Linked DNA regions of Mus musculus: region 2 is linked to region 1. Evidence: chromatin loops called from intact Hi-C (ENCODE). Cell type or tissue: heart. All regions are shown on one strand. Each heading gives the region's core, and the rest is flanking DNA. Links, peaks and the distances in the headings are about the cores only.

Evidence for each region. A loop is a pair of places that touch in the nucleus more often than their neighbours do. Peaks named below come from ENCODE experiments on the same cell type or tissue, not always from the same donor. Only the 100,000 strongest peaks of a DNase experiment are listed, where the experiment ranks them.
Region 2: it touches region 1 in a loop (2.6-fold over the local background); 4 of 42 quality-filtered maps call a loop at or near these places.

What each region holds. Positions count from the first base shown.
Region 1 is chr17:21,529,437-21,538,152 of GRCm38, reverse strand. Zfp52 (zinc finger protein 52) reads right to left here and starts at 2,614. Exons shown (of 5, transcript NM_144515.2): 1 at 2,320-2,614. It overlaps 9330136K24Rik (RIKEN cDNA 9330136K24 gene), which reads left to right and starts at 2,275. Exons shown (of 3, transcript NR_131123.1): 1 at 2,275-2,330; 2 at 3,682-3,725; 3 at 7,582-8,716. It also overlaps a transcript of Zfp53 not described here. In heart, for the core only: CTCF peaks have their summits at 3,524 (motif pointing right), 5,421 and 6,027; DNase peaks (open chromatin) are centred at 2,312, 2,612, 5,622, 6,322 and 2 weaker places; H3K4me3 peaks cover 3,289 bases; H3K27ac peaks cover 3,509 bases.
Region 2 is chr17:21,228,033-21,236,748 of GRCm38, reverse strand. It overlaps Vmn1r234 (vomeronasal 1 receptor 234), which reads right to left and starts at 7,923. Exons shown (of 1, transcript NM_134198.2): 1 at 6,933-7,923. The coding sequence starts at 7,923. The coding sequence ends at 6,934. In heart, for the core only: a CTCF peak has its summit at 4,934 (motif pointing left); no DNase peak of the experiment used is centred there.

The sequences.
Region 1 (8,716 bases), core at 478-8,477:
CAAGAACCCTAAGGAGGAGCAAGGGAGATAGCAAGAAAACTATTTTCACCCACAGAAATCAGAGAGTTCCAATTCTGCAACATGCAGTCTGTACAGAGCCCTCTGAGCAGAGACCAGGCATTGCCCCTCCTCCTGGGAGAAGTCCACAGTCACACCACTGATTGTCAACAGACCATAAAATAAAAGACAATGGTTTGAACATTCCTGCTGGTGCACAACTTTAATGTGAGCACTGAGGAGATAGAGGTGGGTGGAAATCTGTGAATTCCAGTCCAGCCTGGTCTATATGATGACTTCTACATAGCAATTTGGTCATGTATCCATGGGCAGAATTTTTTTTTTTTGAACCAAGAAAAACAAGAGGATTGCAGAGATTTTTTTTTCTGATGTAGATGATCATAATTATTCACAAGATTGTTTCTAATATTATCCTATATTATAATACCTCTTAACTTTGTTTTTGTCTCTTTATCCCCCTTCCCCCCAAACAGAGTTTCTCTGTGTAGCCCTGGCTATCCTTAAACTCACTGTGTAGACCAGGCTGGCAAAGAATTCCAAGATCTACCTGCCTCTGCCTCAGGAGTGCTAGGATTAAAGGTATATGCCACCACAAACTGGTTTATAAAATGCCCTGTCTAGCTGTGAAAATACTGTGACCGGATTCCCTCAAAGAGAATACTCTGATTTCCAGACTCTAATTTACAACATTAAGAATTCAGCAGAGGGGTTGGAGAGATGGCTCAGCAGTTAAGAGCACTGACTGCTCTTCCAGAGGTCCTGAGTTCAATTTCCAGCAACCACATGGTGGCTCACAACCATCTGTAATGGGAATCCAATGGCCTCTTCTGGTGTGTCTGAAGCCTGCAACAGTGTACTCACATATATAGAATAAAAAAATATTAAAAAAAAAAAAAACTCAGCAAAAGTGTTGGGGTCCAAGAGTTGCCCAACAAACCACACAAACAAATCCTGATCTCTGTAAGCCATCTGATCCTTGATGGTTTTTTGAAGGCACAACCTAAGACTCATAAGTCAGGTAGTAGACTTCAGGGGCTGAGCAACTACACAAATATCTTTTCCTGTAAGCTTATAAAAGGAGGAAAAAAACCCAAAGAACAGAAAGCACAATGAGATCACATTCAGGTGCAGGAAGGGCTCTGCTCTGACTCAAGCCATTTTAGACTAACAGTTCATGTTGACCTTTAATTTGATAGGTCCTACGTAAGGCTTTGTGGAAATTCTTAAGATTAACAAACCTCAAACAGAACATAACAGGATACGTGATCAGCATGACCTTGCTCTGAGTCAAGTTATTTTTCTGTGTCAGTGACTGGCAGGCATGTTACAGCAACAATCTGAAATAGCTGGCATGCATGGAACAAAATGGCTACAGCTATTCTGAGATGGGGCAGACCTCAACAAGAAGACACATTTTTTTTTCTTTTTCTTAGCTGGCTTTCCTTCCTTGATTGTTTGCTTTCTTCCTTTCTTCTTTCCTTCCTTCATTATTTATTCTCTCCTCCTCTTTTTTTTTTTTTTTTTTGTAATTATTTTTATTGTTTTGTTTTTTGAGACAGTGTCTCACCATATAGCTCTGGCTGTCCTGGAACTCACTATATAGCCTTTGCTCCTGAGTGCTGAGATAAAACGTGAGTGTCACCAAGCCTGGCGCCACTCTTTTCACAATTTGCATCACAGATTGCATACGTTCCCGATGGAAAATTAATAGTAGATAGACAGTTTACTTTTAAAACTTAATTTTTACATCCATACCAGTAAAACTCACAACAAACAGTACAATCAAATTCATTTAAGTTTGCAGGAGTTCCTTTCGTGACTAAAAGCTCATGGGGAATCCACCACATGCCACTTTCTTAAATAGAGAAGTGGTAGAATACGGAAGTTAGTATGGATGATTGTAAATTTCAATAGCTTTGTCCTTTCCGTCATAGCAAAGAGAGCTGCGTTTTCAAATATTAACTGATAAATTCAAATATTCTACTAGATCAGCCAGAAGGTCAATAAAAAGAAATAGTATTATTCCAGTTAATATTACTGAAAATTTATCGACGAGGGTCTGACATCCACAGCACAATTTTGAGAGTCGTTATCCTTATGATCAGAGGGGAAATTGATCCCGCTCTGCTCCCCTCCCACTCCTGCCCATTCCCCAGCCCCGCCTCAGCTCCTCGGACCTGGAAGGTTCGAGCGCCTCCCTCCCTTGTCCCCACCCCCACTCCCACTTCCTCTCCCCCATCCCCCGCTGCTGCCTCTGCCAGCTGCTAAACTGCTGACTCTCCCAGGATGCTCAAAAGGTACCTGCGGTATAGGTAAGTTTTCCGGTTCTGCGAGCCCCGCCGTTTCCTCCATACTCAGGTCTCCACCACGCGATTCCACACTGTGCAGCCGCTCTACCCCTCAACCCCAACCCCAGCTCAGTCTTGTACCGGATTCTTGACACTCCAGACTTTGACTTTTTAGTCCCACTTCCCAAGCTAACACACCTTGCTTCCTAGCTTCCCTGGCCTCAGTCTTCTAATCCCACCCACACTACACCCTTCCTCTACACCCAGCCAATGTACCACATCTTCCATCCTCTATTTCTGGGCGAGTGGGCCCGCCCAGCGGAGACCGGCCCCTCCCACTCTGTCTCAGGCTTCTTTCTGCCACAGCTCTTCCCTTCAGGTTGCTCTGCACAGTCTCCCCACACTCTTGCAGCCAGTCTAGACCAGAACTATATCTGGTAGGACCCTGCACCCCGATATCTGATCCCCATAGTGAATTCTGAATCTTTCAGATGCAAAACAGACAACCTAAGATCCCCATCTCACTATCATCCTCTCCACCACATACTGCATACCAAACAACAGGCTAAATTCGGATGCCAGAGTCCCATCCCCAAAACACAAACATGAGAAACCAAAACCAAATACTTCAATTTTGATTTGGAGAGAGACTTTTCAGGAACGTGGATTTGGGGGAGGGGGGAGGTTGTCTCAAGAACTCAGTGGTCAGTGTTGGGGTCCAGCAGTAGCCCTACATGCCACACAAACCCTGATCTCAGTCAGACAAGGACAGATAATTGGATGCATACCCTAAGACTGATCAGAATTTGGGGGCTGAGCTACAACCACAAACACTTCTCAGGACTGGTTTAAGAATGAAAAAAATCACAATGCGCTCATATGCAGGTGCAGGAAGTGCTGACCTGTGGTTTTCTCTGACCCAAGCTATTTTTGCTAGCCAGACAGAGCAGTTCTATCTGACCTTTATTCTGATTGGTCCTAAGTGGAGCATATAATTTTCAAAGTTCTTAAGATTAACCAACTTCAGAACACACAGAAGATAACAGGGTATGTGGAACACGACCCTGCTCTGAGTCAAATTATTTTTCTGTGTCAATGACTAACTGGCATATTACAGAAACAATGTGAAATAGCTGGCAGGCATGGAACAAAATGGCTACAGCTATGTTACAGGGACAGACCTCAACAGTCAGGACTGAATTCATACTTCATTGAACTTCTTTCACCACTAGATGGCGGACATGTCATTTTAGTAAAGCAGAAACAAGTTTGTCTTCATGATTCCAAAAGTGCTTTGAGATAAAACCTAGAACTAACTCTCTCTCTCTCTCTCTCTCTCTCTCTCTCTCTCTCTCTCTCTCTCTCTCTAGTACAGTGGTGTACGCAGAGAATCTTGCACGTCCCAGATGCAGAAAATAAGTAAGGTTTGTGGTCCCAACCCTAGAAAAGTCAGTTTTACAATCCAATGTCTAGCTCTGAGAAGCATGGAGGAAGAAGAGATGGTTAGGAAATAAGAAGGGAGAGAGGGGGAAAGGCTAAGAATTCCAAGTCTAGAGTTCTCTAGACTCCATACAACTACTGCAATCAGTAACCAAGAGCAGCTGTCCTTGCCTGCACTGGCCCCACACAAGACCACGGTCAATCTAGGAAAGGGAAAAGGCTTTACCTCTCAGGCATTGGCAATGGATAGACTGTAGAAGAAGAATCACTGGCTTTAGTTGTCATCCTGTGCTGAGCACATCAGGCTCCTGAACATAGCTTCAAACCCACAGTCTCACAAATGGCTCTGGTTCATCTTAGTGGGTGCCAGGCAATATGAATAGACATGAACAAAGTGACTGTTGGAACTGTGGACCAGGATAGCAGAGAGGTAGGAGTGAGAATGGGCAGTATTTGAAGTGGGCACAGAAACACACAATGCTGTGATATACATGCATTTTATCTTTGTGTGTGTGTATGTGTGAAATAACTAATAATAAAAAAATCGGGGCATTCATTCATGGTAGACAAGGTTTCTCTGTGTGAACCTGTGCTTAAAGGCCCGTGATAACATACCTAGATCAATTAAAAAAAAATCAGTGTGTAATTTCTTCTTAGTTCTAACAGTATCTGATGGATTTTTTTTTTTTTTTTTTTTTTCAGTTTTGAGGGCCAAGATGGCCTTGAATTCACTGAGATCAGCAGTTCCTGACTCTGGAATGCTAGGATTAAAGGCATGCTCCAACATGTCAGGTTTATTCATTATCTGGCTTAGTATCAGATAATAGAGTCAGGAAGTCTTGATATTTTTGTGTGTGTCAAGAAGTATTAAATATTAGTCTATTTGCTGCTCTTCAAAGTCCTGATAGAATTCTGTCAATTTGGTCCTGGGCTTTGTTTTGAAGATGTCATTTTATAATTGATTCAGTCATATTGCTCCTCTTAGTCTTGTTTATAATATTTGTTTCATGTCATTTATATTTGGTATGTTATATGTGCCTGAAAACTCATACACCTCAACTAGAATATCCTCTCTAGTACAATAGATGTCTTCAGTGTCAGTAGATAGAAGATCCACTTGTTAACTCATTTCTATCAAGTAAATTGTGCCTTTACCTTGGGTAACTATCAGGACCTTATCAACAAGGAAAGACACAAGGACAGGATGAAAGACTCAGGCTCTGAAGGCCAATCTTATCTTTATTTTAATCTTTGGGCAGAGGGCATGGAGAGGCAGAGGCTGGAAAAATTTAGTCTGAAGCCCTCCTGGGTTGCCTGCCATCTTAACATAGTATATTGTCTTATTGTAGCTCTGGGAAGGTGACTGCCCCGGTGGTTGTTCTTCTCAGTGGGCTGAGTGTGGCAGGATGGTGTCCACTCTCTTTACAACTTAGACTACATCAGTTCAGATCGGGAGCGAGCACTTCTGGCAGGAAGGGTAGCCATTTACTGAGCAAAATGAGTGACCAGGAGGCCATTCTACGATCTGGTAAAGGGAGACATCGGCCTCTCCTGCTTTTGTCCAAGCTTGAAGCTCTGCTCTTTGGGAACTCATGTCCTCACTTATGGAGATCTAGGTTAGGGCCGCGGGAGTCTTAGACCATTCTAGGGGCCGTGGACCCTTGTGTGCGCCGCTCGGCGGAAGGGGAGAGAAACGCGCCTGGGTGAGCCGCGGCTAATCGAGGGGTCGGGTCAGATTCTTTGTGCCCCGCCGCCTGCAGGGAGAGCCCCACACTGGGGTTTGAATCCCCGAGGAGCCCGGGCGCACCACAGCATCTTGTTGGCTGGCGCCGAGTAACTGGGCTCCTCTCCTCTGCCTGCGCAAAGCGGAGCGGTGCCACTCGGGTCCCAGGTTTTCCCCGCTGCCCAGGGCGCCGCGGTGGCCGGTAGGCTCCCCAGCGGAGTGACTGGGCCCCCGCCCCGGCGAGGCCCCACGGCCTTCCGCCCGAGGTGGGCTCAGCCCCGCGCGACTTCCCGCCGCAGCTGCGGGACACCAGCACCTAGGCCCGGGACTCTCAGGCTCCCTAAAGTAGCGAATCGGTCTGGAAAAGAAAGAGTTAAGCCGAGAGGCTGGGTGGGTCTTCAAATCGCTACAGCGTCAGTCCCTCAACATTCCTTAAAGTGACACACACAGAACAGACAACTATACAGCAGCTAAAACAAACAGGACACTTCCGCTCTGTCCTTCACTGACATTAACACCAGGGGCACTCTGTACCCCAGAATCTTTGGAACGACGCCTAAGCCCCCTTGGCTAGGATGTACCAGGGTGACCACCGCAGCCGGATTCTACATCCTCTTTTGCTGTTTCTTGCCAGGTAATACAGCTTTTTAGGCCTCTTCAGAACAGAATTACAGAATTATTCAGAACAGGATTATTACAGTATCACACAAGCACACATGGATAGACTCACAGACTCAGAGATAACCAGTGCCGAGATTCTCCAGGGTTGGGTCCTGGTGGCCTTGGAGTTCCAGGCCAATGCACCAAAATGTTGTGCCAGGAAGAGTTCATGAACCCCAAATGGCCACCAAGGAGCTGTTTCTGTTGGGTCTCTTTATTTCAAGTTTGGATTTGGGCTCTCCTCCAACCCAACCCTGACAAAGCAGGACCAGAAAGGAAGGCAGAGCAGCGTGCGCCACCACACCCGGCCAGAGCAGACTCAAACCCTCAGCAGGACAAGGTTTTATAAGGAATGGGAGTAAGTGAGGGGGCGTCCAGCCTAACAAATATCTAACTGAATGTCTATTGTAAGCTGACAGGTGGGTGCTCTGAAGCAAGATCATGAACAATCCCAAAGGGTCTGAAAGTACGTCTGAAAAAATCAGACTAATCTTTGATTAACTGTTGCTAGAAAGTAACTCTGGCCAAGGACAAACCATGGGGTCCTTCCTGGTACTTGGATGCAGCTTGGGTTCTGCTGCAGGTCAAGTTCTCAGGCTTTTTTATCTTTATGTTGGAGGCCGGTCCCAAGATAGAGTAGGTTTGGCCTTTCACTAGAAACAAAAACATTACCTCAAATGAAAAGTATCTTTTGGAGACTTTCCTGGTCTACTCAAGTCCTGTGTTGTTGTTCTTAAGAAAGATGGTGGTGAAGCCATAATTCGACCCTTATTATCTGTCCCAAAGTCAAGTGCTTCTTACCCAGCATGCAAACTTTACTCCTGCTGGTTTAAGGGGGTAATTTAAAATGAGCAGCCTGATCCTTCACCATCACTATGGTAACCACCATTGCTGCTGCAACAGGAGGGAGGTGAAGGGGGAGGGAGGGTAAGGATAGGGAGGCACGTGGAGCCCTATGGTCAGTGCAGTGAAGGGAGAGTAGGGAACCCAGCTCTCCCTGGGAGAACACAGGGAGTTCAGACAAATTTGAACAAATTTTTGTTTTAGATTCCATGGCACCCATCTTCCCAGCGTTTGCCAGAGATCCCAACACTCTAGAATTGCCTTCCCAATTGATAGTCTGGGATCAAACCAAAAGTGTGTTTGTGGGTGGTAGCCTCTGTATCAGAGGTTCCCCCAAAACAAACACCTGGTCTTTCTTCACATGGCTAACTCTGGTGCTACCCTGACTCAGCAGAGAAATCGAGGATTTGTCACAAACATTGCACTTGAAGGTTTTCTGTCCAGTATGAATTCTCTGATGGACAGCGAGGCTTGAGGGGTTACTGAAGCATTTCCTGCATTTTCCACTCTGATGTGGTGTCTCTCCAATGAAGATTGTTTGTTGCATGAGACTGTATGTAGAGATGAAGTCACCATCACACTCTCTTTACCTGTGCTCTTTCTCTTCAGGGTAGCATCTCTGATCTTGAGGAATGTTGGAAGACAAAGTTAAGGATTTCTCACAGTCTTTAGATTCAGAAGGTTCTTCTCCAGTGTGCCTGCTTTTATGTCTATGTGGGTTTGATGAGTCAACAGAGGCTTCCTTGTCACTACAGCATCTGTAGTTATTGGAGGTTTCTGTAGTGTCACTTCTTTTATAAAGTACACAGTTTGGGGGTTCATGAAGCATTTCACCAAGCTCACTACACTGACAAGACTCCTTTTCGGTGTTCACATGTTGAGGGACAGTATCCCATGTACAGTCCTTTAAAAACAAATCAGATTAATAGGGTTTGTTCCAAAATTAAACATTTGATAAATGGTTGTCTCCATAAGCTCTTTCTTACAATAAGTCAACCAGCAACTACTTAGATGTGTTTCTTTTACTGTAATTTTATGTATTCCCACAACAATGGCCTGACAGCCTTCAAGGGTCTGTGATTTACAATAGATATCTCATCATTATAGAAAATGTATACTGGCTCAAGATGGACCAAATAATTGAGGAGTTAGTAACTGGTTTTGGGGTGGAGCTCAAATGGCTGATTGTACTTAGAATACATGTTTCTATTCAGAAACTGGTGACAAATTTAATGAAATCCCAGGTTCACAGTGTTTGTACTCAATAATACACAGTAACAAAGATTACTGTCCGAGCCGGGCGTGGTGGCGCACGCCTTTAATCCCAGCACTCGGGAGGCAGAGGCAGGTGGATCTCTGAGTTCAAGGCCAGCCTGGTCTACAAAGTGAGTTCCAGGATAGCCAGGGCTACACAGAGAAACCCTGTCTGGAAAAACCAAAAAAAAAAAAATTAAAAAAAAATTACTGTTCAAGAAATCTAAATCTTTCTACTACTTACTTAAAAGCATCAACACATTTGTCTGTTTGGTTTTTTTTTTATTGTTTTGTTTTTGTTTTTGTTTTGCTTTGGTTTGGTTTGGTTTTTGGTTTTTTGAGACAGGGTTTCTCTGTATAGCCCTGGCTTTCCTGGAACTCACTCTGTAGACCAGGCTGGCCTTGAACTCAGAAATCCACCTGCCTCTGCCTCCCAAGTGCTGGGATTAAAGGCGTGTGCCACCACACCTGGATGTTTTGTTTTGTTTTG
Region 2 (8,716 bases), core at 250-8,249, 300 kb after region 1:
CCTGACTTCCTTTGGTGATGAACAGCAGCATGGAAGTGTAAGCCAAATAAACCCTTTCCTCCCCAACTTGCTTCTTGGTCATGATGTTTGTGTAGTAATAGAAACCCTGACTAAGACACATACAAACATACATACATACATACATACATACATACATACATACAAATACACATTCACATCATGAGTGGATAGAGCAAACTCCAACGAGTAGGCTCGAGCCACTGCTTTTTCTTTCCTACAGCTTATATGTACCAGTAAAATCTGGCAAGCAGTATAGAATTACAATGTGATATATATTTTGTACATTAAAATGCCCATTTTATTTTTCCTCTAGGGAATAAGTGTGAAAAACAGTATGTTCCCTAATACTTTCACATTACATAGCAGAAGTAAAGAAAACAAATTTTTCTCAAGACTCCAAGTACATTCATATCTAAATAACTTGTTATAGGCTAACAGTGTAAGCAATCAAAGTAACTTTTTCAGTTGCCAATTTCTGTTGCCAGCAGATAGGAAATTACAGTTACAAAGAAAGAATCAATTATGTAATTTTAACTTATAAAGTGATTTATAAAAATCTTAAATGAATCACAAATCTAAACTTTTATATAAAAAAATAGTCATTTCTTCTTTAAGTCATAAGAATGCACATCTACTCATCATCGACTTTTAATATATCACACAAGGAAGCTGAGGCAAAAATGTATCAAGACATTAATTACCACCTAAGTTGACAGGCCTGTCTCAGTAAAATTCACATTAGCCAGTGCTAGTTAGTCTTCCAATAGTTTTGTTCCCTGACCTCAAAATGTCTCTAGGTCAACTATTAAGAGTATGTGTGGATGCTTCAGTCCTATTTAGAAGAGGGAACAAAATAATTACGGAAGTAGAGGGTGGGAGGGACTTATGAGAAATAGAGGGAAATGGGGAAAAGGATGTCTAATCAGGTATAAGAGGGGATGGGGGAATGCACAGAGGCTCTCTGTGAATGCACAGGAAATTGAACAGAGGTGTGTAGCAATGGGGGATGGGGAACTGGGGTAGCCACCAGAAAGTCATAGACACCAGAAAAGAAAGAGGCTCCCAGGACCCAACAGTGATGGCATTAGCTGAAATACCCAATGAAGAGGAGGGAGAACCTGTAGAGACCATATCCAGTTGTCCAGACCAGCAGGACAGTCGAACAGGGACTTGAGGGGCCACCTGGAAGAGAATGGGGCACAAAGAAACACAAAGAACAGACAGCAAGACTAGTTTCTGTTCAAGCTGACAAATTTTTATTTTTCCCACACAGGTTATATACTCATAGGAACAGGAGGGGAATGTAGGGGGGTTGCTTTGTCTCTGGGTAATGCACCTATTCCCAGGAACAGAATAGTGACTGGGTAAATAGTTCAGCAGGAAGATCAGAGCAGAAAGGGTTATTACGCATCTATCTACAAGATTGATAGCTATTTTTTTCTCTGCTGACTTCCAGATCTGTGTCTATTTGTACTCAGGTGGACTAGTACTTTCCCACAGAGGCCAAGACTTTGTAAGTAAGCACTTATGGCTGACAAGTCAGCTAATATTCAAACAGGATCGCTGCCAACATCCAGTGGTGCAGCATGGCCTCCAGGTTGAGGAATGGGGCCACCTACCCACCTCCAAAACTTTGACCCAGAACTGCTACCGTCTAAAAGAAATACAGGGACAAAGAGTGGAGCAGTGACTGAAGGAAAGGCCATCCAGAAACTGCCCCACTTGGGAATCTATCACATATGCAGACATCAGACCCAGACACTATTGCTGATGCCAAGTGCTTGCTGACAGGAGCCTGATATCGATGTCCCGGAGAGACTCTGCCAGAGCCTTTACAGACAGATGAGGATGCTTGCAGCCTTGGACTGAGCACGGGGACCACAATGAGGGAGATAGGTGAAGGACTAAAGAAGCTGAAGGGGTTTACAACCCCATAGGAAGAAAAACAATATCAACCAAACAGACTTCCCCACAGTTCCCATGGACTAAACCACCAAAGACTACACATGGAGGGACCATGGCTCCAGTTGCTAATGTAGCAGAGGATGGCCTTATCTAGCATCAATGGGAAGGGATGTCCTCGGCCCTGTAAAGGCTTGTGCCCCAGTGTAAGGTACCACTAGGGCGGTGAGGTTGGAGTGGGTGAGTGGGTGGGTGGGATCACCCTCATAAAAGCAGGGGGAGAGGGATGGGATGGAGAATTTGCAGCGGGGAAATCAGGAAAGGGGATAACATTTGAAATATAAATAAATAAAATCTTCAATAAAAAGTTTTTTTTAAAAAGAGAGTGTGCATTTTTGAACTTCAAATTTCTCCCTAAGATTTTCTATTTCACAGTCACTAGCAAAAACACCCTAACTAACTTCACTAACAATTTTATCTTTCCAAATGCATACTAAGTGAGATGGCCATTACTAACAATCTACATGTCTATGTTCTTTACAGGGGTGGTGATTGAGTCATTAATTTGCTCCTGCAGCAATGCTTGAAAATTTTCAAGTATCATTATTGTAATTGCCAATGATAATGTTCAGTGAAGGGATGGAGACCACTTACAGATTTTGTATAATTCTTACATTAAGTTGGATGTGAAAGAAACAAGCAGAGAAAAACTCCAGAACACAAAGGCCACTGGATACATAGTACTCAAGAATGTGCCTCTGAGGCATACCTATCTTAGTTGTGCTAACTAATGTGCCATATTCCTTGAGTTTTAAAGGTGTTTGTTGTTCCTCCTGTATGACCTTCAGAAACACACATACAAGTATGTGTGTGTGTGTGTGTATGTGTATATGTGTGTATATATATATATATATATATATATATATATATATATATATTCACACACATCACTCCTCCAAATTGCTGCTATACTGAATAAGAAAGGGAGAAATACAATAAGAGCTAGAAAAAAGGAAATGAGTTTTTTACTGTTTCCTCTGAATTGAAATATCCATTCCATCATGAGGAAGGTGATCATAGACTTAGAAGGATTCTAAAGCTTTTTGTTGTCATATTGGTGAAACACTGAATGACTCCAGACCACAACACTGTAAGCAATCCCTTTTCCATACTTCTTTTAGTGGTCCTAAAAAAAAATCAATTTGTTTTCCAAGATACAAGGATTTTTGTGGGTTTGCTTTCTATGTGTATTTAAGTTCCCCAGGAAGAGCCTATCACAAAATAGTCTAAACACAATTCTAAAACTTTGTTCTGAAATTTGTTTCCTCTCCGGGGTAAATAGATATTTGCTCATGTTTCTTCAGAAACAGTGTCACTATTTAATTTCTTCAGACTAAAAGGGACTCACCATGTCTGAGAAAGAAGAACAAACAGCCCTTCTAAAATTATCCCACAAAATAGAAAACTGTTGTAGCTGTACTCTGACACCAAAATGAAACTAGTGAAAATTTATGTTTCCTGGTGTAGGGCCTAATTCTCAGAACAAGCCAAGACCCAGCTTTAAATGCCATAGCAATCCAGGGCTTACATGGGAAAAAAAACATATGGCTACACTTTAGTAGAGTAAGCAACCTTGATTACAAAAGCAGAAATAGCAGTTATCCTTGTGACCCATTCTTTTGTAGAACAACAAAATTGCCAACCCCAAATTGTTCCTGTCTAAAAGAATTGCAGGGACAAAAGTGAAGCAGAGACTGATGGAATGGCTGACCAGTGACAGGCCTAATTTGGGATCCATCTCATGGGCAAGCAATAATCTCTAACACTATTACTGATGCGGTATTGTGCTTGTACAGAGGAACGTAACATGGCTGTCCCCTGAGAGACTCAAACAGCTTCTGACTGAGACAGATGCAGATACTCATAGCCAAGCATTGGCCTGAGATCAGGAACCCAGATGGAAGGATTGAAGGAACGGAAGGGGATCCAACTCCACAGGAAGACCAACAGTGTAAACTAACCTGGACCTGTGGGAAGTCCCAGAGACTAAGTCACCAACCTAAGAGTGTAAGACCTCCTTTCGGGGACCCCCACTCTAGTCTCAGGAGAGAGAGCACACCCAAAGAAACATGACAATCCTTCTTTCTGCAAACACACGAGGCAGTTTAATGGCAGAGATCCGGGTCAAAAAGTATCTCAAGCACGAGACAGAGGATTTGACCCTGAGGCTCGAAAGCTAGGAGTTTTTATGAGGTAAAAGGCTTAGAGGTGGGGAATTCAGCATAGTGACACACTATTGGCTTATTCAAACATCAGCAGAAAAATTACATGTCAGCAAAAGAATACGTGCAGGCCAGGGTGTCAGAGTTCTGTGATTTGGATTTTTTTTTTTAATGCTAGCAGAGTATCTGGTTAATTTATGACTTTAAACTGTGCCAACGGGCAATGGGCAGAGGGAGGTGCCGGGCCAGATGGTTGTTGACTCAGTTCAGATAGCCCTGTTATGTCCTGACATTCCTCTTTATCTTTATGGCCAAGCTGTTCCCAGGAATGCTTTAATGATGGGGGCATGCCTGGGTTTGTTCTTCTTTGTTCTCAGCCCCAGGCAGCCTCTAGGCTCACAAACAATCAGCAATTTCTTATCCTGAGCTTATCCCCGTCCCGCAGGAAATAAACACAGGACACGCCAGATTCTTCCGTGGTTAACTTACTTCATAAAATATTGAGGTAGACAAAGAAGGCTCAGAAAGTGTGTGGCTTAAATACCCTTAAGGTGTGACGAGTCTAAACTAGGACCGGTAGCTACACCCACGATACTCATGCCCCCTGGGGATAGGCTAAAGCCCCCAGGGGTTGGGCTAGTGCCCAGGGAGATGGACAGGTGCCCCGGAAATGGGCTGGTGACTTTAGGCGGGCTTTTGCTCTTGCAGCTGTGCACCATGAGCTCAATCTAAACTGAGAGATCGGTTTGGCACGATGGAGGTTTAGCACCATCTAGTGACGGCATGTATATTGCGGCTTTCCACAATTTCTGAGTACTTTATATGACTTACAGGTCTTGAAATTTCATCTTTCTTTCAAGAGCATACATGGGCTGGACCATAGACCCTGGTACATATGTTGCAGAGGTCTGCCTTGCCTTGTCTCAGTGCTAGAGTATACACCTAATCCTGTAAAGACTTGATAAACTAGGGTAGGGGGATACCAGGGTTGGGTACCGTCTCAGAGGCAAAGAGGATGGAGGATGGGAAGACGAACTTTGTGAGAGGATACAGCATTTGGGATATAAATAAATAAAATAATTAATAAAAAGCATAGCAGACAATTTTTTCGAATAGTCTTCAGTGTCTGAGACAAAATGGAATCGGCTGCCAGGTTATACCTTGTATAAGCTAGGAACTTTCATGATGGAAGCGTTTTTACCTTGTGGCTTCTCATAAAGTAAGTTTAAACTTTAAGTATTCTGTTAGCCATCACAACAGTAACAGGAAGAGAAGAAAAGCAACTACATCACTAACAGAAACACAGAGATTGAAAAGGCCATGCTGAAGCTTTTTTATGGCTTTTTAGAATTCTCACCTGTCTACCAATTTCCTCTAGGCAGAAAGAAACAGAAGCCACCACCCACAACAGTTGACTTATTGTTTAATAGCACTGAAGAGAGGATCTTGCGATCCTTGCAAGTTTCTTCTTTCACAGACAAGGAAAAATTGTCTTCTTCCTGATTCCAGGGACCTCATCTCCCCCATACTTCTTCCTGAGAGAATGTTTCAATTTAGAGGAATCTACTGTACTATGAAGACAATCAGTAGCAAACAGCCACAATTAATCCTTGGCTGAAAGTTGTATTGAGAGGTAAAATCCCTGAAATTCCTTCCTGATGCTTGTTTGGTTGTTGTCAGACCCAGTTCTTTGCAGCCACAGTACAGGTAACAACTCCACCTGTGAGATCTTGATTCTAACCAAGGAAAAGCATGATGGAAAATGGAATAGTCATTTCCAAGGTTGAAGTTCCATGCACAGTGTACTTTTACTGGGAAATGTTCTTAACAACAAGAAAACTGACATTCATGAATGCTTCAGAGATACAAACTAATAACTGAAAATTTAATCTAGGAAAGGAATTCAAGCTTGTCATGTCCTAATTTAACATTTTTGATACTCATTCAATTATTTTAGATTTTGACTGTTTTCAACCGTAGTATGCATTTAATTTAAATTCCAATTATGTGTACATCACTATGTAAGCAATTAAAAGTAGTGAAAATCCACATATAGAAAAAAGTTGTGCTGGACAGTGGTGGTGCACACCTTTAATCCCAGCAATTGGGAGGCAGAGACCAACCTAGTCTATAGAGTGAGTTTCAGGACAGCCAGGGCTACACAAAGAAACCCTGTCTCAAAAACAAACAAACAAACAAACAAACAAACAAACAAACAAAAAAGTTGTATGGATGGCATAAAGCATATATCACATGGTGATGAGCACCCTCCATATTTCCACCCAATTTCCAGCAAGACAAAATCATATTGCATGGACTCAAGTGAAATATTGTGGGCATTAGTTACAAGGTTATTTTAACTAACACCACTAATATGAAACATAGGGAGAGCAATGAAAGAATTTCAGTTTATTTTCATTTTCACTCATGCCCCAGAAAGAAAAGCCAATATGAAATGCATTTTGTTTGAAAGCAATTTGTTATTGTTGTAGTTATCATTATTTCAGTTTCTAAAATTCACAATTATTTGCATCCTTCTATACCTTGTGATTGATATGTTCTGTGCTGTCTTCCAGTGGTATTTCTTGATGGATAGTAAACACAATTTCAGTAAATATGTGCTGACTTGTTCTTATATGAAAAAAAACAAGCAAAAACATACACATACCTTTAGCACTAAATATTGTTATACAAAATATAATAATATTCCTATTGAATACAAACATTTCTCTGAGCATGATAATTAATGTCAGAATTCCATAAGTGTTTGGAATACATAGGATGACCTTTAGGATTTTTGATAGTTTACCCAAGCAAAGCAATGGATGGATGTGCTGGAACCATGTCTCATGAGCAAGTAGGGGCTTACAGAAGCAAAACACATTGAGAATATTGCATGGATACTCACTAGATGCCAGGTAAGATTAACTAAAAAGTTTAAACAAATAGTTAAAAGTGTGGAGAGTGTATAGAAACATACAAAGGTACTCACTAGGAGAAGAATGGTTTGTGTTGCTCTGGACTCATGGCTGGATCTAGGGAAAATATTGCTCCTAATCATATGTTCCATCCTCTGCCTGTGCCTGTGCAAAATGAGAACCATGGAACCACTGGAGCACAGCATGAAAAACATGCACACAGCACCAGGGATAATCACGTGTGCTGCATGCAGTACTTCAGCAGTTTTGTCAAAAGAAAGAGAAGAACAGTAACCCAAGTCCTTGAGATTTGTGTTGTTAACATTGCACAATTTTGCAGACATATACTTAAGGGAAACAATGCTAAAAAGGAGAGATAGAATCCAAGTCAAGTATAGGGAAGAGCTGATGCACTTGGGTGCTTTTTTTTTTAAGATTGTCCAAATGGCATCCTCTGGGCTGATAGTGATGACCTGGAAGACACTCAATAAGCATGCACTGCCGAATGACACGCCTCTTCCCACCCTATGAAGGTAGGAAAGTAGTTTGCACTCAAAATCATTGAAGAAACATTGAAAACCAAAAGCTGCCATTGCTTGTGGAACACCTTTACATAGGAGAGTTAAGAAGTTGGACACAATCAAGTGCATCAAAATCCAGTCCATGTGCTTTAATTTGTATGATTTGAAGTAAAGCACTATATAATTGTAGAGGAGACACGAATTGCCCAAAACTCCAGCAACAGTCTGTGATACCAAAATAACCCCTATAGCCATATCACCAGAAGTGATTTGATGAGACCCTTCTGCCTGATCCCGAGGATTCTGCATGAGGAGGTAGGCATGGACTACTTGCTTCATGTTACTTAAAACCTGGCATTTGCCATGCAAGTTATTCTCACTAGAATTAATAAGTGATTCACTGTGATTTTTTAAATGTATAGATCCTAGATTTCTAAGAAAAACAATGTATAATTAGTTGACCCTTCTAAACCTATAAGGTATATATTATTACTTAATGGGTTATCAGTGAAGATGAAGGAATCTGAGTTACATACAGTATAGTTGAGATTTAGAAATTTTGCTTGTTTCAGGATACTGAGAGGCATATCTGGCTAGGTGGTGATATTTTGGGTGTATAACCATTTCACATGCTCCATTAGTTCTAGTTATTTATTGGGCTTTTCAGGTATACTTGTGGAGTATTTGCCTCTAATTTCTTATGTTCCTATTGTGTCACATGTGGCTAGACTTTCATGATTTCTTTCTATTTCAAGTAACCATTGGTTTGTGAATATTAATGGTATAGACCAATATAAATTATTAGTGAACATTGAGATCTGTTGATAGAAGTGCATAAGCTATTCTATCAAAAAACTCAGGGTCCTGAAAGATTATATGTCTTTGCAATGAATAAAGTGCAGCATGAGTCAAAGGTGTTGACCTAGAACTCACTTATTTCATATAAAGAAAAACAGCACATCAAACAATCACAAGACTTGTTGGTTGATCAGTGGTCAAAGCATCACCTTATAAAACAAAGAAATCACACAATAGCAAAAATGTATAGAAAGGAATAAATACAATGCTTATTTCCTGGGATGAACTGATGTACCAGTCATTAGCTGAGCTTAGTAGTGCTAGTAGCATTGAA